Regions from separate parts of the Homo sapiens genome. Here region 2 is linked to region 1. The links are chromatin loops, found by intact Hi-C in ENCODE. Cell type or tissue: Caco-2. All regions are shown on one strand. Each heading gives the region's core, and the rest is flanking DNA. Links, peaks and the distances in the headings are about the cores only.

The links. Peaks named below come from ENCODE experiments on the same cell type or tissue, not always from the same donor. Only the 100,000 strongest peaks of a DNase experiment are listed, where the experiment ranks them.
Region 2: it touches region 1 in a loop (9-fold over the local background); 4 of 110 quality-filtered maps call a loop at or near these places.

What each region holds. Positions count from the first base shown.
Region 1 is chr3:165,071,085-165,083,411 of GRCh38, reverse strand. SI (sucrase-isomaltase) reads left to right here and starts at 4,916. Exons shown (of 48, transcript NM_001041.4): 1 at 4,916-4,979; 2 at 7,400-7,517; 3 at 8,745-8,881. The coding sequence starts at 7,400. LOC105374192 (a long non-coding RNA gene) reads right to left here and starts at 11,385. Exons shown (of 5, transcript XR_924668.2): 1 at 11,335-11,385; 2 at 11,137-11,240; 3 at 10,001-10,154; 4 at 5,810-5,876; 5 at 1,375-1,740. In Caco-2, for the core only: no CTCF peak of the experiment used is centred there; no DNase peak of the experiment used is centred there; H3K4me3 peaks cover 804 bases.
Region 2 is chr3:165,179,121-165,191,447 of GRCh38, reverse strand. SLITRK3 (SLIT and NTRK like family member 3) reads left to right here. Exons shown (of 2, transcript NM_001318810.2): 2 at 597-4,728. The coding sequence starts at 618. The coding sequence ends at 3,551. Among named protein-coding and RNA genes, the nearest start is that of SLITRK3, 11 kb to the left of the region's middle. In Caco-2, for the core only: a CTCF peak has its summit at 5,539 (motif pointing right); a DNase peak (open chromatin) is centred at 5,567.

The DNA of each region.
Region 1 (12,327 bases), core at 4,328-12,327:
GACCTACAGAAATACATATGTGTTTGGTTCATAGAATGAAGTAAAGGATGAATGAGAGAAAGCTGTTTCTTTTTTTAAAAAAAAATGTACTATGGAAGTCACAAGCATGAAATCAGGTTTCATCCCATTGACTAGAATTTAGCTACATACACAAAATTAGCAACATGAAGGGTTTAATAGCATAGTCTGGACAGCCACATACCCTATTAAATTTAGGTGGTTCTATCACTAAAAGAAAGAAAAGAGAGAAAATGAAAAATTAGCTGTTAATGGTTAGATTATAATAAACCATGTTTTTAACAAGGCCATATTGTAGCTGCAAAAATTGACTTTTGAGTATGTTGCTGTTTTATTACCAATGATATATCCCTAGCATGATTTTGTTCCTCCAGTGTCCTGAACAAAGATTATGATACCTGGCAACTATGTTACTGAATTGCTCTTACTTCTGGACATTATTCAATTCAAAGCTAGCCTTCCTTTCTCTAGCCTCTATAGCCACACAGCACAAGTCTAAATCCTATAATAAGCCTCTTCCAACTTCCTGTTACTAAGAGACCCTGCTCTTCCTTGTTTGACCACATTTGAGTTCTGTATAGACTTTGACTGGTGAGCTTTGATAAGGGAGAATTGATATGGATATACAAGTGGCAGTCACTGCTATATTCTACTGTATATAAAACATCCTGAAAAGCATTTTGAATTAAGCAAAGGCAAGGAAAGCATTGTCCTGGCTCTCTCTGCATTTCCAGTCTCACATGACCAATTGAAGCAATTATGGATAGCTTTAATATGAGACAAGCTAAGACAGCACTATACTACAAGCATGAAACACATTGTTATGAAGGGAAAAGTAGGGGAGATGAAATGGCAAATATGAAAGGTATAGGGTTTTAAAAATAAGGTTAAGAAATTTGGTTCTCCGCCTCCAGGCATTAAGTATCATTGGACTACTGCACTGGGCATATAATGAGTTGAATTATTTTGTGGTGAGAGGTGGGTGGTTTTACTTTAGAGAAAAGAGAAAAGTTGAATAACTGGAGTTTGGGAGACCAGTTAGGAAACAATTACAATAATGTAATTGTTATACCAGTAGCAGCAAATAAATAGAATTACGTATGAGACACTGAGGAAGAGCACTTGCAGAATTAAGTGTCAATATAGAACGCTTAACAAAAAGGAATTAAAAGTCTTGAGCTCACGTTGCTTGGGGAGATGTAAAGATATCAATTGAGATAGAGCTAGATAAAGAATTGTCTTGATGGAGCTGGTAAAGAGTTCTACTTTAGACTGTTGAAGATATCTGGAAATTTGGGTATGAAGCTTCTAAGAATCGTTACATCTAGAGATACATCTAAAAAGTCATCTGTGCTATTTATTAGCAAATGTGTGATGTTATTTATTTATCTATGCATCTGTGTGTAAGACTGGAATACTAGCACTTGTATATGCCTTATTTTCTGGAAGCTCTTCACGTAACTCTCCATCGGTCTTTCCAATGGTTCTGGTGTCTTGCCCCTGAATTTGTTTTCTCCTTCTTCTTCTAAAATCTTTTGTATCCAGTATTTTTTATGACCCAGGCAGGAACCTTGGCTTCCCTTTTTATATTTGTGTTCTATTGCACCTGCTTCTGTCTTCTAGGAGAAAGAACTCAAACAAATTCAACACCTCCCAGAGCCTTCTTCCATTCCTTCTTCTCTTGCCATGTGGCTGTTTTCTTTCTAGTTTTTTCACAGGCCTCTAAAAGAAGCAGAACATTTTTTATTATTTAATATTTTGAAATATCTCTGCATTATCGCTGTGAAAATTCGATTTTTGTCTTTTTGTTGCATCCTGGTGGCAAGTAACATATAAAACTAGTATATTAAATCATGTAACTTTTAACCTAAGGTGCATATTTGAGGTCCATGATTTAACTACTGTAGACGTCCATGATTTAACTACCATATGTTTGAAATTCTGACATGCACATTTCAGAGACAAAGTACATAATACTCCCTAAAGAGAGTAGTTGAACATTAATCTGTTCTAATTACACTAGGTGTCAATCACCAGTTATGATTCACTTTTGGTGTTCACAACTCATCCTGCCTGCTGACTATCCAACTCAATTTGGGGATCATTTTGCTTATGAAGTTTTAAAGTTTTTGGACAACTTTATATTAATAATTGAAATTTTAAGAATTTATATTTGTTTTTAAATAAAATGATATGTTTTAAGTTAAAACACCTTTTTAATTACTGTACATAACTTCCTTATGCTTATAATTGAATACATTTATTTTGTGATTTTTATCTGAATTTACCTTCTAAGCATTTTTTGAACACCTTATTCGATTGATTGAGGTTCATTGTTGGAACCAGAGCTAGGGTGGCAGAAGTAATTGCTTAAAACAAAGGCCAGTTTGTTGACATGACAGGGAGATAACGATACGAAATAGAAGGTACACAAATTCAAAATCACACAAAGTTTTTTTTTTCTGTCTGTTTCTTTAAGACTTTCTTTTTTTAAATTATACTTTAAGTTCTAGTACATGTGCACAATGTGCAGGTTTGTTACATATGGATACATGTGCCATGTTGAAGTGCTGCACCCATTAACTAGTCATTTACATTAGGTATATCTCCCAATGCTATCCCTCCCCCCTTCCTCCACCTCATGACAGGCCCCAGTGTGCGATGTTCCCCTTCCTGTGTCCAAGTGTTCTCATTGTTCAATTTCCACCTATGAGTGAGAACATGCAGTGTTTGGTTTTTTGTCCTTGCGATAGTTGGCTGAGAATGATGGTTTCCAGCTTCATCCATGTCCCTACAAAGGACATGAACTCATCCTTTTTTATGGCTGCATAGTATTCCATGGTGTATATGAGCCACATTTTCTTAATCCAGTCTATCATTGATGGACATTTGGGTTGGTTCCAAGTCTTTGCTATTGTGAATAGTGCCACAATAAACATACATGTGCATGTGTCTTTTTAGCAGCATGAAAATCACACAAAGTTTTTAACTGGAGAGAACAAAAGCTGTTACTTGAAATATTTCTATAAATAAAGGAACATGTAAAGGAGGACTAGTTAAAACTTGACAGAGGCTTATCGTTTCAATTCAAAGATGTGGAAAGCTGGAAAGAATCTTTGCTCTCACTTCTAAAGGAAGAAATAAAAAGACAACTTGTTAACTATTTCTCTTGAATCTATCAGAGAACTAAAATTAAAGGGAAAACAATTGATCTGAAATATAAGATTTATCAATGTTGTTGCATAAATCAGTAGTTTATAACTTTTCATTGCTGAGTAGTTTGCTATTGTATGGATATGCCAGAGTTTACAGACACTTTTGTTGTTTCCAGTTTGGGGAAATTATCAATAAAGCTGTTATACAAATTGGTATACAAAATTTACAATCAGCTTGTCTATATTTACTTCATGGAGTTTTGATTTAGATTATATTTTATGTGTAGATCTAATAGTGGCAAATTGGCAGCTTAATACTGAGTTTTGCAGTCTATGAATATGGCGTATCTCTCAATTTTTAAAATCTTTAACTTTTTCATCAACATTTTTTGGTGCTATTCTAATTGATAATCTAGCTATCTATCAACTTATATCTCTGTCTATATCTATATTGTAGTTTCAGTTTCCAATTCTTCCTTGCTATTAGGTAGGATCATGATTGACCTTTGTATGTTGACCTTATATCCTGTGACCTTGCTTTGCTTGCCTATTGGTTCTAGGAGCTTTGAGTTCATTTAGTGAGATTTTACACATATAAAATAATGTGGCATATGAATAGAGAGTAAATCACTCAAAAGTTTTATTATATTTTTCCTATTTAGATCATTCTGGACTGATTTTAAACTTATTGCTATATAACTGATTTTATATACTGAAATTTCTCCTTTATATAGCTACTGAGTCTTACAACAATCCATGCATACTTTTTTTAAATTTTCTTTTTAGACTCATATTTAGTTTGCTTCAAAAACTAATTGCTCTACTTTATGCAAACACATTATTTTAATATATATTTTGTTGAAAAGATAGTATCCAGATGGTATGCAAGGCTTAGACTCTGACAATTTCAGAGTCAAATTGGGGTCAATAATAATTAAGCAATATTAGCTCATATAATTCTTTTAGTGATTTTATAGGTAGTATTTTGCCCACAATTTCTCAGGTAAGCATAGTACAGCCAGCATTTATATCCAAATTTATTATATCAAATCCATTGCTTTTAAACATTATGCTAGCTTAAACCAGTAGTGTAATTAATTTTATACATTTTACTACATGAAATGAGAAGGTTTACAATATGATTTTTTATAATTCAATGAGTGCTATCTGTGGTAAATAAATAGATAAAAATGTTGATTTTATCTCTAAATTACTGATCTGGGCACCTCTATTTTATGTTTTATACTTAAGGATTTGGTCACTTTTTCAACCTTAAGATCAAAGACAAGATACAGGGAATAATTTTTATTTAATCATTACTTTTTATAAAATATTATCTTCTAATTGTTATATCCTGAAAATTTTTCACAGATTCTGTCTTTCAAATATGTTTCTACTCTCCAGTGAGGATCTAAATTGCACACAATGGACAAAATAGTTATTATAACAAAATCCAAATATAAAATAAATATAATTTTGAAAAGAGAAAAAATAGAAAGAACTACTTTTATGTTCTTAAGATATTAATAGTTCACAGCTTTGAGAAATCAAAGAGTATCTGACAGTACAATTACTAATTAACTTAGATTCCCAGAGAGAAACATTTATGTAAACTACTTTCAGGGTTAAGGCTTTTAACAATTGTATGTTGAGCAGAAGATTATTAAACACTGATAGGCTGGTAAGGGTGCAATAAAACTTTATGAGTAGGTCAATATATACCTAAGCAGCTTTCCTTGATCATTATTTTGGCAGCCTTATCCAAGTCTGGTACAACATAGCAAAGAGAACAGGCTATGAAATAAGGTAAGTCTATGGCTCATATGTTTTTTGTTATTTTTATGTTTTCAACTAATTATATTTTTTCTTAATTTGTGTTAGCAGTATTCCCATCTATCTGCACTAGGCTAAAATAGCAATATCATATATTTTAAGTTGCCATTTGAAATATGTAGTACCTTGTATTAAACAGGAAAAAATATTTCTAATTTTTTTTTAAATACAGGATTTTTTTTGGCCCAACTCTTCATTATAACTTTTGTAAGACTTAGGTGGAATCATAGCAAGTTTTGTTTAATGACTCTATATGAAAGAAAATGAGTACTGATTAAGATTTTGAAAAATAGATGAATAATAAAGTATGCTTAAATATATTTTAAGAAAATCTATATAAAATAGAATGCTACATTTATAAAACATTACTGTTTTCTAGCTGACCTTTTAAAGATCATTCATCAAGTTGTTATACAATAAAGTATTATTCATCTTCATAATAAATATGCAGAGAAAGGGTATCAATATATATTTTCCAAGAAGAGTTGCTTAAAATTACTGTAATCCAAAATTACAGGGATCATATTTTTTTATCACAGTAATTTTAAGCAATTGTTTTAAATTTTGTTTTGATTTTTCTAGACAAAGGAGAGTTTGTTTCATGACAAAAATGCATTTTTTAAGACTTCCCTTATCAAAAAGGAAAGCACAATTCTCATTATTGACTTCTTGGTAGCAAAGTAGGTTATCACTTCAAATGAGATTTACACTTATTTAAAGTTGTACACTAAATGTAACTTTGTCATTTCTCAACATAACATCACGCAACTGGGCTTCATTTTTCGAACAGCTTTGTATGTTACCTGTTGCTCTGTTTACTTTACATTCATTTTCTTTGAAAATTACTGATGCAATAAACAGCTTACATATCTGGAACAGAAAATTGTATACTAAGAATAAATGCTAATCTGCAGATATTCATTTATAAGCTATACTAAAAAATTAAGTTTTTGCTTACTTAATATTATTCTCTGACTACTTTTATAATTTTTGCTAACAAGAATGTAACGATCTAATTGAGGAAATTAACATATACATAAATAATTGCAATGGACATTTAATATGCTATGGTAAATGAAGAAAGGCTAGATTAACTGTGCCTCAGAGTGGTAAGGAACTCACCATGGCATTTGAATTCAGCAAAATTTAGAATTCACCTAGAAGAGTGGATGGGGAGGGATTGAAATTGAACAGCAGGTATGAAGGCAATATGTTATCTAAAAATTATGCTGTGGTGCTGGGGATAAAATGAAGGCATAATTCTAAAAATACTTTGAAGATAAAGTCAGATGGACTTATTGAATGATTGAATGTTGTAAAACATATGGAAGAAGGAAAAAAAGGTGTTTAGGTTGGGACAACTGGGTACATGAGTTGACATAGTTACAGAACAGGGACCATTGTGAGACCAAAAAAAAAAAAAAAAACAAACCGTGATTTTAAACCCAATAATTTATTAAAGCACTTACTGTAGTAATTCTAAGTTCTACTTTGGTATATGTCTTTGAATTAAGATTTATACTAAAATCATAGAATACAGATAATCCATGGAAACTTGAGAACTAAGAAAAATAAGATATATGTGGTCAAAATTAAATTAAACAAATATGCTTTCAGATAATTATTGGAGATGTGTTCTTTCCTGTCTACATTTGGGTATCTTCCATATGCTACCTCAAAAGTATAATGTCTTTTAATAATAAATATGTATTTTTGATATAAGAGTTTTGTATATCTCATTTGCTGCTGTTTGATGAAGGAACTTGGTGAAAATTCAAAAGATTTTTAAACAGAGTAGCAACTCCCAAATATATACTATTCTATCAAATATATGTATTTATGTTCTTTTCGACAATATTGTGGAAAGTAGTGTTGGAATTAGAGAGAGGAGAGTTCAAGAAAAAAACTGAAGTTTTTAACTTTGAACTATAACTTATTCTTTGTTAAGCTTAAAGTTCCTGATCAGTAAAATGTGAATAACTATTTCCTTCATAGAATTGTTGTGAGAATTGAGAAACAGTGCAAGTGGAAGCCTTTGCCTTGCAAAATGCTCTAAATGAGAAGGCAAGACACACCTACTTGAAGATCTTTTTTTCCATCTGTATTTTCATCTTAGTGTACTACTACTACTGTAATGTGCATCAGTAATTCATTCCTTTTACTTTAAATTGCATGTGTTGCTTACATTTTATATCAGTATAAGTTTCAGGTTATTAAGTACATGCTTAATATATTATTAAGTAAGTGCTTAATTTAGGATATTATGTAAGTGCTGTCTTCAACTCTGCATTATACATAGTAAAAAAAAGAATATGTAATTTCATGAGAATTGTTGGTGGTTTATTATAGTTATATATTTTACATTTTAAATATATATTCTTTTCTGTTTTTAGATGGCAAGAAAGAAATTTAGTGGATTGGAAATCTCTCTGATTGTCCTTTTTGTCATAGTTACTATAATAGCTATTGCCTTAATTGTTGTTTTAGCAACTAAGACACCTGCTGTTGATGGTAAGTAGTACATTAAAAGCATGGCTACATTATCGTGAAGTTAGGAGGAAGTTACTCCACAATAGTTATAGGTTTTAAAAAATAATCTGTGTAAGATGAAACACTTATAGAAAAATCCAGGGTAAGTTACACAATTACTTCCACTTTTTCTATTCATTATATTCCATATTTCAATGATGAGCTATTGTAAGTAAGGAATCCATGTGCTTTGACATGAATTGCCTTCCCTAGCTACTTGACAAAGAGCAAAGAGGCAAAGGGATCAAATCGTTAATGTAAGGTGGAATAATCGCCTACTGGTGTGAGCATCATCTCATTAGTGGGAAAACCTGGGTTTTTGCTCCAGCCTTCACACACTTGCAAAGGAAATAAGGATTTTAGCAAATATTCTTTGTTCTGGTTAGATTTTATTTTAAGGAGAGAGAGAGGTTGTATGAGAAAGGCAGGTAGAGGAAAGTTGAAAAAAGACTTGGATAGTTTAATTATCTGTTTCTGAATATTTTAATTCTAATTTAGAGTTGGTACATACGGAATGCTGAATCTCTTTCTTCATTATTCTCTCTTGAGCAAATCAGTATTGTAAAGGATGTTACACATTATCTTCTAGACTACAGTTAGCATTTCCTATTCCTGTTAATCTTTTGTTTTACCTACTTCCAGAAACTGAGAGCTTACTGTATTATGAAGCAATATATTTTAATGATATCTCATTGCTGGAATGTTATTTATATGGCGTTGGTATCTACCATTCTTCGCTATTCCAGCTTTCTCTACTTTACCTATCAAATTATTCCCTTGCAAGGGATAATTTGAATAACTTTCACCTACTTTCCTCTTCTCTAATTTCTTCTCACCTTCTCTATATGTTTTTCATAACTCATATTGCTCCATCTTTTCTTCAGCTATAAAATACAAGTTGTAAATACAGTATGAATGTATATTTTGTTACCTTCTGAATCTACACCAAGTCCTTTTGTAAATATATTTTGTATTTCTTCAGAAACAGTCAATAGGATTCTACACTGTCAATTTTAAAAGTATGATTGGATCTTTTCCTTTTGATGACTAGTGCTTGAAATTGTGGGTCTTTTTAAATGCAAAATTTATTTTAAAATTTTCATTTTATATGAATTCATGTATTCTTTCAAAAAGTACTTATTACTTGATAATTCTGAGAAAATTAATTTAATGTCATGTTTTATTTTATTGAGTTTTTTCCTCCCCCAGAAATTAGTGATTCTACTTCAACTCCAGCTACTACTCGTGTGACTACAAATCCTTCTGATTCAGGAAAATGTCCAAATGTGTTAAATGATCCTGTCAATGTGAGAATAAACTGCATTCCAGAACAATTCCCAACAGAGGTCTGCAGCAAAAGTCTTTAATATTTTTAATGAATATATACATTATTATATTAAGATAATTGCTGAATATTGGATCGATCTTATTTAATAAAGATCTAGACATAAATTAGGCTGAATTTATCATTTTATTATAGCTTCCTATTAAAAATGATAGATAATAGAAGTTACTGACCTTGCTTTCCTTTATCTCTGCTCAATTTAAATTAACAAGTTAATATTCATCCATATTTAACAAGTTATAGTTAATTTTACAAATCTTCATGAAATTCTGTCATCTCAAATCTACTTCTTTAAGAAAGTATACCTTTGATAATATAGAACATTTAGGAGGGAGTATATATGTTCCAGTAGAGTATTTGTAATGATAGCATTAAGAAGTATCTGTGGAAAACAAAATACTCATTTTATGAAAATTATTAATTGTTTTTAATTTAGCAATTAGAAGTGAAGAAGAGAAAATGGAGAAAATTAGGTGTAACCAATTGGATTCATGTAACCCAAGTTCACTCTTCCTTTTTTTCCCCACAAACCTGTGTGGGAATAAAAGTCATTGTGTGTGGGTGTATATGTACAGTCCTTCATGGGTATCCTCGGGGAATTGGTTTCAGGACTTCTGAGGATACCAAAATCTGCAGATGTTCAAATCTCTCAAATAAAATGGCAGTATTTGCATATAACCTATGCACATTCTCCTGTATACTTTAAATCATCTGTAGAGTATTTATAACTCTAATACCATGTAAATGCTATACAAATAATTGTTATAATGTATTGTTTTTTATTTACATTATTTTTATTACCATGTTGATATTTTTTGTTCCTTGAAATATTTTTGATCCACAGTTTGTTGTATCCACAGATGCAGAGGGCTGACTCTATATATTGACATTTTGCAAATATTTGCATTTGCAAATATGATATGCAATTACAAATGTCACCTTCTCCACTCCACCTTACCACACACAAATTAACTGAATAAACTATAAAATTTATTTTGTCCCTATTCTGTCTTCCCTACATCATAGTAAGCATGCAATTTTCTAATTAATTTGAAAAAAAATTGAAAGAGATGAGATTTTCCTTTGAGTAACATTACAAGTAATAGGTCCTATAGCTTACCTGCTGATAGAAGAGCTAAATAACATAGTATTTACTGAGATACACTGAGGAAAGTGGCCAGATATTCTCTTTACTTAACCTTCTTAGGCAGAGCTTGCAGTGGGCAGAGATCGCGTCACTGTATTCCAGCCTGGGTGACAGAGCGAGACTCCGTCTCGAAAGAGAGAGAGAGAGGGAAAGAGACAGAGAGAGAGAGAGAGAGAGAGAGAGAGAGAGAGAGAGAGAGAGAGAGAGAGAGAGAAATGATTGAAGCTAAACATAGAATTCTATTAGGAACAATATGGGTTTTGAAGGTCTTATAGGGAAACAATATTTGAAAGTCAGTGGTTTACATTTTTCTTGCCTAATATTAGTCTTTAGTGTCAACCTAAACTGTTAGATTGCTGAAGAATGTTTTCAGTGTGAAATAAACTATATTTGTGAAGTAAGCAAGTTAAACTTCAGCCAATATATTTATGCTTGTTATTTATAAAAATACAACTTACAGTTTTAAAAGTTTAACTTAGTATATCTCAAAAGAATTTGAGTGTTTTCTTGACATTTTTAACTAGGAAAAGTGCAACTTAAAATGATTTTAAAGAGATTATCATTTAAATGGTATCTTATTCACAAAGTTTTGGATTTATATGGAAGCTTAGACTGTTTTTCAAGGCTAAATTAATATTCCAGTGTCACTTTGCTAGTTTACAGGCAAAACTGGAATTAGAACAGTGGTATGCAAATTTCAATGTGAGCTCATGTTTCACGAACTCAGTAGTCACTGTTCTTTAACTAGCATGTCATAATTTTCTAAGTAGATGAATTTTCAAGGTAGCATTTTTCTATTATAGGAAATGGATTTAAAAAATAAATCATAAAGGAATGAAAAATGAAATCTACCTGAAATTAGAAAACGGGCCTAAATATTTGCCTTTTTTTGCTTTAGGAGATGTTGCAATTTTCAAATATGATTTTTATTCAAACTTTGTCACTCAGGGTTTTTTGTTGTTGTTGTTGTTATTTATAGCTATGTATCTTTAATAATACTTTTCATTAAATACCCTAAAGATTCTTTAAAATACTTCAAATGTTAATTTTCCACCATCTTAACGGATCAACTAAAGCAATTATTTATCATCTTAAATATATACACTTACTCTTTTAAATATTTGAGAGGCATTCCATCTGACTAAATATTATTTGTTCCAAATGCAGTGGTAGAGATTGAAGTTGGTTAAAGTAATGATTTTCTAAAAATTTCCTTAATTTAAAAAAAAAGATTTATCTTAGGTTTTCATATACATGAGGATAGATCATGATTGTTAAAATTGGAAAATTGGTTATATTAAACTTACTGTATAAATTATTGTATACTAGAAATGGCATGTTTATTGTATATTAGAAAGGACATGTTTGCTTATTGCACAATGATGACAAAATATAGAATAATCAAATGGTTACCTAGGTAACAGGCATAATTCCATGCAAAGTGCATTAGCTCGGGCTGCCATAACAAAATTCCGCAGAATGGGCAGCTTAAACAATATCAATTATTTTCTCACAGTCTTGGAAGCTAGATGTCCAAGATCAAGGTGTCATCAAGGTTGGTTTCTAGTGAGGCCTCTCTTTCTCGCTTGTAGACAGCTTCCTTCTCATTTTGTCCTCACATAGTATTTCCTCTTCGTGCACAGAGAGAAAGAGATCTTCGCTGTCTTTTCCTCTTCTTATAAGGACACCAGTCCTAATGAATTAGGGCCCCACCCTTATATCCTTATTTAAACTTAATTAACCCCTTAAAGGACCTATCTCCAAATACCTTCACATTGGGGGTTAGAGCTTCAACATATGAATTTCGGGGGCATAATACAGTGAATATACATATCTACATATTGAATACACATTATATATTATTACATATGAAATTATTACATTTAATATATAATCACTTATAATGTATATACATATATATGATAAAATATGTTAAAATATGATAAATTTATTATACCTTTATTTGCTAGAGTTTAACTGTGTCAGATGAAGGCAAAAGGAAAATAATTAGATGAGAAATTAAAAATAATGAGGAAAATGCCTAAAACCCTGAAAAATAGGAAGACCAACTAAACATAAATAACAAGTATCAAAATCTTCGCAAGATAAATTAAAATTACTAATATTTTGAAAGCAACAACAGGGAGATACATTTTTAATTAATATGTTGGAGTGTATATGTAGTAGGTTAAATAATGTTTTCCAAAAATTCGTGTCTACTTGGAATCGCAGAATATGAGCTTATCTGGGAATATAGTTTTCCAGAAGCAATTAGTTAAGATGTAGTCGTAGTAAATTAA
Region 2 (12,327 bases), core at 1,760-9,759, 110 kb before region 1:
ATAAATCTTAAGTTTTCCTGAGATGCTGATCATTTTACACATCTCAACATCTGATATTGAGCAATAGGCTCATACTTTATCACACTAATCAATATAATAATTTTGGAGTATATCATGTCTTTTTAATCATCAAAACCTATAACTCAAAGAACATATTTTTCCCATCAGAGTTCCAATCAGATTTATTATGAGTATCTTTGATGTCAACATGAGTTTTAACAGGCAAACAGGTGTGATGGCCACATTATTGCCATTATTACTGAATCTGCCTATGCCTAAAAGGAAGTACGATATACCAGTTCTGTTGTTTGTTATACAGAGGCAATGCAGGCTGCTTTTGTTCATGCAATATGCCGTTTACCAAGTATGGCTTGGTTCAGGAAAATGTCACTGCATGGTTCAATATTTCAGAGTCTCCTAAGTTTAAAATATAGGACACACTCTAAACATTAAGTATGTTGCTAGCTCATCTTGAGTGTCACTTCAACAATTGCTGAAGTTTTTATATAGCTCTTAAAATGCCCCACATGTAGGAGTCAATTAAAATAGTACATATGACTAAAAGCTAAAAATCTGCATTTTTATTTCTGTTGCAGTTTTGTAATCAACCACGAACGATGAAACCTTCCATAGCTGAGATGCTTCACAGAGGAAGGATGTTGTGGATAATTCTTCTAAGCACAATTGCTCTAGGATGGACTACCCCGATTCCCCTAATAGAGGACTCAGAGGAAATAGATGAGCCCTGTTTTGATCCATGCTACTGTGAAGTTAAAGAAAGCCTCTTTCATATACATTGTGACAGTAAAGGATTTACAAATATTAGTCAGATTACCGAGTTCTGGTCAAGACCTTTTAAACTGTATCTGCAGAGGAATTCTATGAGGAAATTATATACCAACAGTTTTCTTCATTTGAATAATGCTGTGTCTATTAATCTTGGGAACAATGCATTGCAGGACATTCAGACTGGAGCTTTCAATGGTCTTAAGATTTTAAAGAGACTATATCTACATGAAAACAAACTAGATGTCTTCAGAAATGACACCTTCCTTGGCTTGGAAAGTCTAGAATATCTGCAGGCAGATTACAATGTCATTAAACGTATTGAGAGTGGGGCATTTCGGAACCTAAGTAAATTGAGGGTTCTGATTTTAAATGATAATCTCATCCCCATGCTTCCAACCAATTTATTTAAGGCTGTCTCTTTAACCCATTTGGACCTACGTGGAAATAGGTTAAAGGTTCTTTTTTACCGAGGAATGCTAGATCACATTGGCAGAAGCCTGATGGAGCTCCAGCTGGAAGAAAACCCTTGGAACTGTACATGTGAAATTGTACAACTGAAGAGTTGGCTGGAACGCATTCCTTATACTGCCCTGGTGGGAGACATTACCTGTGAGACCCCTTTCCACTTCCATGGAAAGGACCTACGAGAAATCAGGAAGACAGAACTCTGTCCCTTGTTGTCTGACTCTGAGGTAGAGGCTAGTTTGGGAATTCCACATTCGTCATCAAGTAAGGAGAATGCATGGCCAACTAAGCCTTCCTCAATGCTATCCTCTGTTCATTTTACTGCTTCTTCTGTCGAATACAAGTCCTCAAATAAACAGCCTAAGCCCACCAAACAGCCTCGAACACCAAGGCCACCCTCCACCTCCCAAGCTTTATATCCTGGTCCAAACCAGCCTCCCATTGCTCCTTATCAGACCAGACCACCAATCCCCATTATATGCCCCACTGGGTGTACCTGTAATTTGCACATCAATGACCTTGGCTTGACTGTCAACTGCAAAGAGCGAGGATTTAATAACATTTCTGAACTTCTTCCAAGGCCCTTGAATGCCAAGAAACTGTATCTGAGTAGCAATCTGATTCAGAAAATATACCGTTCTGATTTTTGGAATTTTTCTTCCTTGGATCTCTTGCATCTGGGGAACAATCGTATTTCCTATGTCCAAGATGGGGCCTTTATCAACTTGCCCAACTTAAAGAGCCTCTTCCTTAATGGCAACGATATAGAGAAGCTGACACCAGGCATGTTCCGAGGCCTACAGAGTTTGCACTACTTGTACTTTGAGTTCAATGTCATCCGGGAAATCCAGCCTGCAGCCTTCAGCCTCATGCCCAACTTGAAGCTGCTATTCCTCAATAATAACTTACTGAGGACTCTGCCAACAGACGCCTTTGCTGGCACATCCCTGGCCCGGCTCAACCTGAGGAAGAACTACTTCCTCTATCTTCCCGTGGCTGGTGTCCTGGAACACTTGAATGCCATTGTCCAGATAGACCTCAATGAGAATCCTTGGGACTGCACCTGTGACCTGGTCCCCTTTAAACAGTGGATCGAAACCATCAGCTCAGTCAGTGTGGTTGGTGATGTGCTTTGCAGGAGCCCTGAGAACCTCACGCACCGTGATGTGCGCACTATTGAGCTGGAAGTTCTTTGCCCAGAGATGCTGCACGTTGCACCAGCTGGAGAATCCCCAGCCCAGCCTGGAGATTCTCACCTTATTGGGGCACCAACCAGTGCATCACCTTATGAGTTTTCTCCTCCTGGGGGCCCTGTGCCACTTTCTGTGTTAATTCTCAGCCTGCTGGTTCTGTTTTTCTCAGCAGTCTTTGTTGCTGCAGGCCTCTTTGCCTACGTGCTCCGAAGGCGTCGAAAGAAGCTGCCCTTCAGAAGCAAGCGGCAGGAAGGTGTGGACCTTACTGGCATCCAAATGCAATGCCACAGGCTGTTTGAGGATGGTGGAGGTGGTGGTGGCGGAAGTGGGGGTGGTGGTCGACCAACTCTTTCCTCTCCAGAGAAGGCCCCTCCCGTGGGTCATGTGTATGAGTACATCCCCCACCCGGTTACCCAAATGTGCAACAACCCCATCTACAAGCCTCGTGAGGAGGAGGAGGTGGCTGTTTCATCAGCCCAAGAAGCAGGGAGTGCAGAACGTGGGGGTCCAGGGACACAACCACCGGGAATGGGTGAGGCTCTCCTAGGAAGTGAGCAGTTTGCTGAGACACCCAAGGAGAACCATAGTAACTACCGGACCTTGCTGGAAAAAGAGAAGGAGTGGGCCCTAGCAGTGTCCAGCTCCCAGCTTAACACCATAGTGACGGTGAATCACCATCACCCTCACCACCCAGCAGTTGGTGGGGTTTCAGGAGTAGTTGGGGGAACTGGGGGAGACTTGGCAGGGTTCCGCCACCATGAGAAAAATGGTGGGGTGGTGCTGTTTCCTCCTGGGGGAGGCTGTGGTAGTGGCAGTATGCTACTAGATCGAGAGAGGCCACAGCCTGCCCCCTGCACAGTGGGATTTGTGGACTGTCTCTATGGAACAGTGCCCAAATTAAAGGAACTGCACGTGCACCCTCCTGGCATGCAATACCCAGACTTACAGCAGGATGCCAGGCTCAAAGAAACCCTTCTCTTCTCGGCTGGAAAGGGCTTCACAGACCACCAAACCCAAAAAAGTGATTACCTCGAGTTAAGGGCCAAACTTCAAACCAAGCCGGATTACCTCGAAGTCCTGGAGAAGACAACATACAGGTTCTAACAGAGAGAAGAAAATATATTAGTGCTTTTTTTTTTTCAAAAGAAAAGGAAAATAAAAGAAATATATCCCTTGCTCCCTTTACACTTGTCCCAGTAACTCCATCCTCACGATCTTTCCTACCCTGAACAAAACTAAAACCGCATGATAACTAGAGAATACAGATGTATGCTCTCCCCTCTCAGATGCGATTTGGAGGAAGGGCCATACTCAGATCATTAATCAATGAAAGTGCCTTCGCAGACTTTTGCCAGCAAATGTTATCATTATTTTTTTATACTGAAACTTGAGACTTTGACTGTGCCATGTATAAGATATACTGGGGATCATTGTATGGATCCTAATTAAGTAAAATTCAATGTGTCTTTTTATTTTCAGTAACTATTTTTTTTATAGTTGTAGTTTTGATTTAAAGGGGGGGAAACAAGTTGACATTTGTCATTTGTGGCTTTCTTTCTTATCATCATGGCACAGATTCTGTACATGTATTAACAATGCAGTTTGCTGCATGCCTGGAAACTGCAAGATGGGGAGGGAGGGGGCGGGTCTTGCTCGAATGTTCTCACTCACTATCTTGTCTCTCATACACATATCCATCTGCAGACCATGGTCCCTAAACCTGCAGTTTCTTCCTGCTGGTGCAGGTACACACACACACACACACACACACACACACACACACACACACTCCATACCATTTCCATTCAACTCAATCTGCTTAGTTCGGGTTTGATCCATTTTTCTCCTCTCCATAGTTCTACCACCCTTCACTGCTAGTGTACAGCTCACAGCATCTCTCCTACCACCCTGGGAAAAGTCACATTCTAGGCTGGATTCTACTGAAGTAGAGGCCTGGTGGTTTAACAGCCGAAGACACACGCCTAGGGATGAGCACCCTCTTTGTGACACTTCATCCTGATGCCAAGATTTTTTGGAGAACATCTGCACTTTCTTATATATATATATAATATTAAAAAAAGCAACTGGGTATATATCACTAACAGCTTTGTAGGAAGCACTTTTAATGTTTTCTCTCTCACACACAAAGATTCAAAAGAAATGTGCATATATTTATTCTGTAATTTCAGTGATTATAAATTGTAAAGGTAATGTTTAATCATTGTATAGTGATTATGCCTCTGGTATAGCTTTCCTAATAAAAAGTTTTTGAAAAACATAATACATTATATATAGAGGATACAAAGCTTGAACCTTAAACTCCAGCTATGCCATGCCTTTCGTGCTTCCATTTTAGAAATGATTTCTTTTACTTGTTACACAGAAAGTAATTTATTAACGGGTTTGATGCACTGTGATGTTGATAAATCTTATATCCCACCATCTCTAGTCCAAACCAGGATACAATTGAGACTTAAAATGTGACTTACGGTTTACTTTTTTTTCCTTGAATTATGAATTTCAGTCTTAGTAACCAGTGATGCACTGTTTCCCAGGCAAGATGCAAGGGGGAGAAAATAAAGTAACTAGATCGCTAAGAAGTACAGGATTAATTAGGAGAAGATAATCTAGGATCCATACATCTTAAGATAATAAATGAGATAAAGAAATTGGAAAGTAAAATTGCTATTGTTTTTAAAATATGTAGTCCAATTACATGCACACCCTCACACACCCACACGCTTCCACACACACCCACACAACCCAATAAATATCAAAGGCCGTGGAGCCAATTTAGATGGCCAGAATCCTGTGAAAGCTGTCACTTATATTTGGTTACCATTTTCCAACCACTTACAGCAACTGGCCCCAATAACGCTTGAACTAAGTCAGAGGATGCTGAATGAGTTTTTCGTCATATGACATTAAAATTATGTTGAAAAATTAACCTGACAACAAACCAAGTTTAGATCCATTTATATGTGAGCGAAACCAAAGAATATTGGATTTTTATGGTGCCGGTATCAAATTGGTGGAGGAAACTTAAGAAAACAGACCTATGAGGCAGGCACTTATCTAAGTAGGCCATTAGAGGGCAGCAGAGTTCCAGAGATCCACAGACCCAGGACCCGCAGAACTGTGCAGCGAGGTCAGTGCTCTCTGCTAGGGTTTCCTCAAAGTGCCCATAGCAGGAATTATCATTAGGTGTTGAATGTAATTCATCACAAGTCACTGAAGCCTTACATCACAATTTTTTCCACAAAAAGAGAATGAGTCTAGCAGCTTCTGAAGGTGTGTGACTACAATAGCACGAAGGCATTGTAGTAACAAAATGAAAAGCCCCATGAATGTCTACAAGAATATATTTATATTCCTCTTAATTAATTATATAGAAATATCAGCATAGGTATGCATAAAAATAAAAAAGACAAGTATATACATATAAAATTGCAGTTTTGGGGCTCTTGACATGTATCTATAACTTTTATGCTCAATTATTTGAATATAATTTGGAATTATTTTAAAAGGAAAAAGCCCATGAACATCATTCACTTTATCTGTCTGTGTAATATTGAAATGAAGCTCTTATGCAGAAGAGTCAGGCCAATTATTAGATAAGTGTCATTCTTCTTTTTTGTTTTATCTTCTTCTTTTCTTTCTTGTTTTCTTTTTTTACTTTCCCACAAATCACCTTTCTTCTGGTTATCCCACCTCCTTTATTCTTTCTAATCATCTGTCTCTTTTTTTTAAGGTACATAAAACCAATATTACACTTTAAGTGTTTTAAAACCCAAATTACAGAGTCTCTCTGAACTAGCAATTTATCATACTTCCATTCCTCCTAATCAAATGGTTTGGGGAATAATAGAAAGCATATGCATAGTAAAAACTTAAAAGTGCAAAGCTAGATGCTTCAGATAGTAGTCCTCATTTCCTTAATGACCACGCACATATTCATAACACAGCATTTTATACAAATCAGGCTAAAGTACAATCTCAAAAGACCCTGGTGCTTTCAACGTTTGAAAAATGAGTGCCCATAAACAATATCAAATCACAATATAACTTGATAATTATAATGTTTATATTTCACTTATTAAATACAGAAAGACTGTTTGGTCTTAAATATAGGTGGTACTTTCACCCTTGAATGAGAAATAAATTTATTTATTTAGCAAAAATAAATTTATATGAGAATGGAATTTTGTATTTAAGGGAATAGTTTTTTGCTTTTATGGAATTTTCCACCCCCTGGTTAGGACATTTATTTTTGCTGTGCATTCAAATTACCTAAGTTAGCTTCAGTTTATAATACTAGATCTGATTTCATTAAACACGATGGATATTCATGTAGGTACTATGATTATAATATGTTTTATGTTTTTGCTGTAGTAAAATATTTATTTTTAAGAAAAAGTTAGATTACTAATTCACTTCATTGTGAGGACTAACTTGACTAAAGCAGACCCAGTTCTGGCAGTTACTTGCTATTATTCATTGCTATTTTTATTACCAAGTATAGTAATAATATTTAGAAATAATAAAAATATTGTAATATCTCAAACTATAAGATGATTAGTGAGAAATAATTGGAAATGAACTATTAGTTTAATTCAATAAGTTTTAACATCATGTTATACATCATATGTGGTATTATTTATGTAGATGTTTTTATATTTTTATTTAGAATGCTATATTATTTTATGTAATTGCAAATACTTAAATATAAGGATGATGAACACTATAATTTTAATAAACTTTAGAGAGAGGGAATCGAAAGGAAAATTTAATGACTGAGCTTGAAGATTTCTTTTGAAACCTGGCACTATTACTTTAAACCCTTGATATTTGAAAAGAATATGTTTAGGATTATGAAAATTTATAATGCAATTATAGAACAAAAGAACTTTAACCATCGCAACACATTATTTTGATTCACTCAGTGTAAATTCATCATTCGTACAGTCCTGTCCTTTTGCAATTATGTTGTCTAGGACAATAAATGTTACGCTTTTGTGAAATGGCTATGACAAAGGGAGCATTAATGAAATGCTACACAAAATTTGAGAAATACGACTATAACAAGTCAAGATAATGTGAGAGGAAGTGGTAATCAATGGACACTCCATCTTAAGTGATTTGAGCTAGTTTCATTTGAACTTAGACATTTATAACTTACACTTAGCTCAAAATTTTCCACTGAATATTCAGGTGAACAGAACACAAATAAGTATCACTAAAATCACCGTATTCACTTCAATATACTATGTTCTGTTTAATATACTATAGGCCTTTTAAAAGTAATAGGAGCAATAACACATGTATAATTGGGCCATTGTGTGTGTGTGTGTGTGTGTGTGTGTATATAGTACTATTATATATGTATATACATTGTATATACATGTATATAGTTTATATATGCTGAATTTTACTTATATGTAAATTACACATTTTTTATTACATGTATAACAATTTCTGTTTTATGCATTTATTTTTCTTGCTTCTGTCTAGCCACCATCCAAGAGAAGCTGGATGAAATTTTGAGTCTTCACTTTCGGAATATTCACATGTAAAAAGTAACACTGTAATTAATATTTCTGAATTTATAAGTTATTTTATCTTCCAATTTGTTTCATTTTGTTATTTAAATCATAGGGAATACATCTCAGTGAGATTGTGATTTATTTTAAGTCTTCAGAAGTCTTCAGAGTATAGGAACTAATTTCTTCATATAAGTATGCAACATAAGTCTAATAAAAAGCAAGTACTTATTTTTCCATTTTTCTATTTATAGAATAAATTTTACAGGTAAAAACAATTTAATAACTTCATTAATTAGACAAGACCTTTTAAATTTATCTAGGTCTGTAGGAAAAGTGAGATCTTAAAGGTGAAATATAAGAGAAGTAAGATCCAGTTTAAGACATCCAACATCCCATTTTACTTTTAAAACATCATCCTTAAATTAAAATGTTTGATAATAGTAGTAATAATAATAAACAAATATTACCATCTTTAGTTTGCTTATAGGGAATCTGAATTGAAGAGACATAATTTTTATATGGAGAAATCAAGTGTATACCAGGGGTTAGTAGTTGTGAAGAGGCAACATGCTATGGCCATCTTCTTTTATTTTGGTAATTTTTACTCCTGATAATACAAATTCTTGAGAAATTGTATTTTTTTCTATTGCACTCACACAGATGATTTTTTACATTAAAAAATTCTAATAGAAAATAATTCTTGTGGTGGATTTCAAAGATATACAGCCCAAAGGCATCATAATAAATTTACAGTTCGACCCAAACCAACTCCTACAGTACCATTAAACTTTAAAACCCAATGAATGTTAGTAAAAAGAAGCCTTTCTTCTTCACCACCCAGTAACAGAAAGGCTCAGCATGCCTAATTAAATGTTTCTTGGCCAAGTGTGGTGGCTCAACGCCTGTAATCTCAGCACTTTGGGAGGCCGAGGCGGGAGGATCACGAGCTCAGGAGATCGAGACCATCCTGGCTAACACGGTGAAATCCCGTCTCTACTAAAAATACAAAAAATTAGCCGGGCGTGGTGGCCGGTGCCTGTAGTCCCAGCTACTTGGGAGGCTGAGGAGAATGGTGTGAACCCAGGAGGCGGAGCTTGCAGTGAGCCGAGATTGCGCCACTGCACTCCAGCCTGGGGGACAGAGTCAGACTCCGTCTCAAAAAAAAAAAAAAAAGGTTCTTTAGTATATTTAGTCTATCTACTTACCAATAAGAAGTACAATGGATTGATGAGTTTGCAATGTATTAAACTGTATCAAAACCAAACAAATTGTATCAAGAAGAATATGCCATTGACTTAGATAAAAACAAACATGAATACTTTATTTTGAGTCAATTACAATAAGTGGGAGATTGTTCTCTTGAAAATGAAAGGTATTCTATTACCCATATTACAATGTGTTATATGTGAAGACAGAGCTGTTGTATTTCTGATACATTTTGTTAAGAACCTGTAGGTTTAGAGTCTTTTTGAATGATGAAACACTGCATAATCATTTTTGGTAGCTTTGAAACGAGAGCATAACTTCCCTAAACCTGGGCATGTCAAAGTTAGCTCTGAAAAAAAAGATGTTGAAAGAAAGATATCACCTGATTGTGTGGAGAGATGGAAAGAAGTTCTGTTCTTCCTGCAGAACTTATTGCTTTCACTGTTGCTGACATCCCTGCTTCTACTTCTGTTTCTGACTCAGTGCCAAGATATTCTTATGACTAAGGGCATATGCATTGAGCTCAAATCAGGTGTCAAAGCAAGATCAGAGATTGATGACAATTCTTACACCCAGTAACAAAATGCCCAAGTCACTTAGTTTTGTACCTAGGCTGAGAAGATAATTCAACTTATATCCCCTGATTATGATATCATTCATAAGTCTGATGAAAAATGTCAGAACCTATAGTAAAACTATAACTACATGTGGACATTGACAAAATCAGTTAAGTGTTTTAAAAATATGAAACTCATCTTGAAAATCTCAAAACCTTGCCTTTCCTCTTCTGAAATGCTCTTTATCTTTGCTGTGGCATCCAAAATATTGCCTTCATTAAAGCTACTAGAATCCACATATTGTTCCTCCTTTTATTTACAGTGTAAACTTTTGACTATTCAGATGTTATGTGGCCACAAAGAATTCTAAGGGGTGTTTTTTTTTTTCCTTCAGAATTCTGGTAAAACAATTTATCTTAAAATACTTTTCTTTTCGGTATGTGGTAACAAACTTTATGGTAAAAACAAGCCCATCAAAGATGTAAAGTATTAACAGATCCTGTAATTTTTTTTAAATAGAAAACCTTAAGGTTTATCTAAATTCAATCTTTCATGTGTATTAAATCCAATTGCAATTTTTTTTTCCCCTATACGTTCTCTGCTTAACCAAATTTGAATTCAAAATTGAAATCTGTTCCTCTGTTTCCTAACTGACCCTTCATTTGTTGTTTTACTTTTTTAGCTGGCAATTTTAAAAGTAGATAGAGAAAAATGTTAACTCCAAGTATAAGTATGAAATCTGTCTGTGGAATAACCAGGCCCATGAATTTTTCACTTTTTCTTTAGGAAATCTTCAACAAAAAGGACAATGGAAATATGGGGGTAAAATGAAAATGTCCTCTTTCTGAAAACCGTTTGATAAAGGCTTAATGGAGAAAGTTTGAACTAGGTTTTTGTATTCACCTTTAAGTGTCCTATCTTTGGAAGAGTTTAAATCTTGCAGTTGGTTTACTAAGCCACTTCAATTAGCATCTGTTAACAAATTCACTGAAAATCAAACCTTGATGATAACTGAACAAATTATAATTAAAAGTAAATATTAACACAAAAAATCACTAGGATGAACTGAAGTAATGATATTAAAACATTTAGATTAGTTCATGGTACAGATGTGTAAAATAAATGAGGAGGTCTTTTTTCCTCTTTTAAATAGTAATAGTTTCTTGTGTACAAACAAGAACTCCTCATTGCCTGCTAGTTAATTTTTGGGCCATTGTAACATAACTGTCCTTAGCCCATTACTAGAATGTATTTAAGAAACACAACCAATTATTATTATTTTTAAGAAAACTTAATTATCTATTAAAGTTATTATAATTTATTATGTAACGTTTCAGAGCAATGACTATTGCAGAGCCAAATATACATAGTTTAAAGTATTTTTGTTACCTGTAATATTGCTCCCCCCTTTTATTTTTATGGTTTGAATTTTAACAGTATAAATGATAATGACATTGCATTTTAATTTGGATCTTATACGCTTCTCTCTTTATAAATGTGGATAACGTAAGTGAACATTGCTCAAATGAATTCTGGATGTGTATATATATATAGATATAGATATATACATATATACACACACACACACAATGCATATATATGTGGACACCATCTACTAACATTTTTATGAAACAAATGACAGTTTACATACTGCATTATTGCACAGATGTAGTTTTTAATAAAGGCTTAAATTTAAGCTTCAAAATAGGGTAAGATGTGGTGTGGAATGTTGAACAGTATATAAAACTGTAGTTGGTAATATTTTATTTGTTAAATGAATCAGGCTTGGGTTTGACACTTACTCACTTCTCATGTTAATTTCAACATGGCTACCCAGTTGTGAGATACACCTTTCACTACTCCTATCCCATTTCAAAAATATATGTGAGCATTTCCATAAAGCATTGTGTCCTAACTCAAAGCAGGTAGCATGGAGATATTGGTTCTGTGGAACTTTTCTTCAAATTGCAATCTGCCTTTCCTAACTGCAACATGCACAGATCCGTCCTTATATCCACTGCAAGGGACATCACAGAAAAATGGAAAGAAATGTAGCAAACAGAAAATGAAGAGAGAGAGAAGATAATGTGTAATCAGCTGGGGAAAGACTTCTGAGGTAATTCTCATATGCTTGCTCATCAGCCACCATTTTGAGAACTATTATTCTCAGCAAATATCTTACCAAGCAAATACTTTATCTTTCAGAATATGCAGTTTGTTTATTCCCATGTTTGTACAAATTACTGTGGTTATTCTTTTATCTCCTGAAAATACATATCTTTCATGGGTATCAAAATTCAGTTTCAAATTCCCTTCATGCAGTAGGCCTCTATTGATACAGTAAACTAAATTTTGACTATTCTCTCAAATACTCCTGCACACTATTTACTTTATGCTGATTTGAGTATGTTGGAATATTTTACCCTAAGTGTCCTTCAGTCATTTTGCCTATTGGTGCCAAGAATTCTGGCTTTTCAATTATGTTGTAAGCACTTGAGAGCACAGATTGTCTTCAGTCTTTCGTAGCCCAGTGTCTAGGACCATATTTTGCACAGGTAAGGGCAATACATTCCG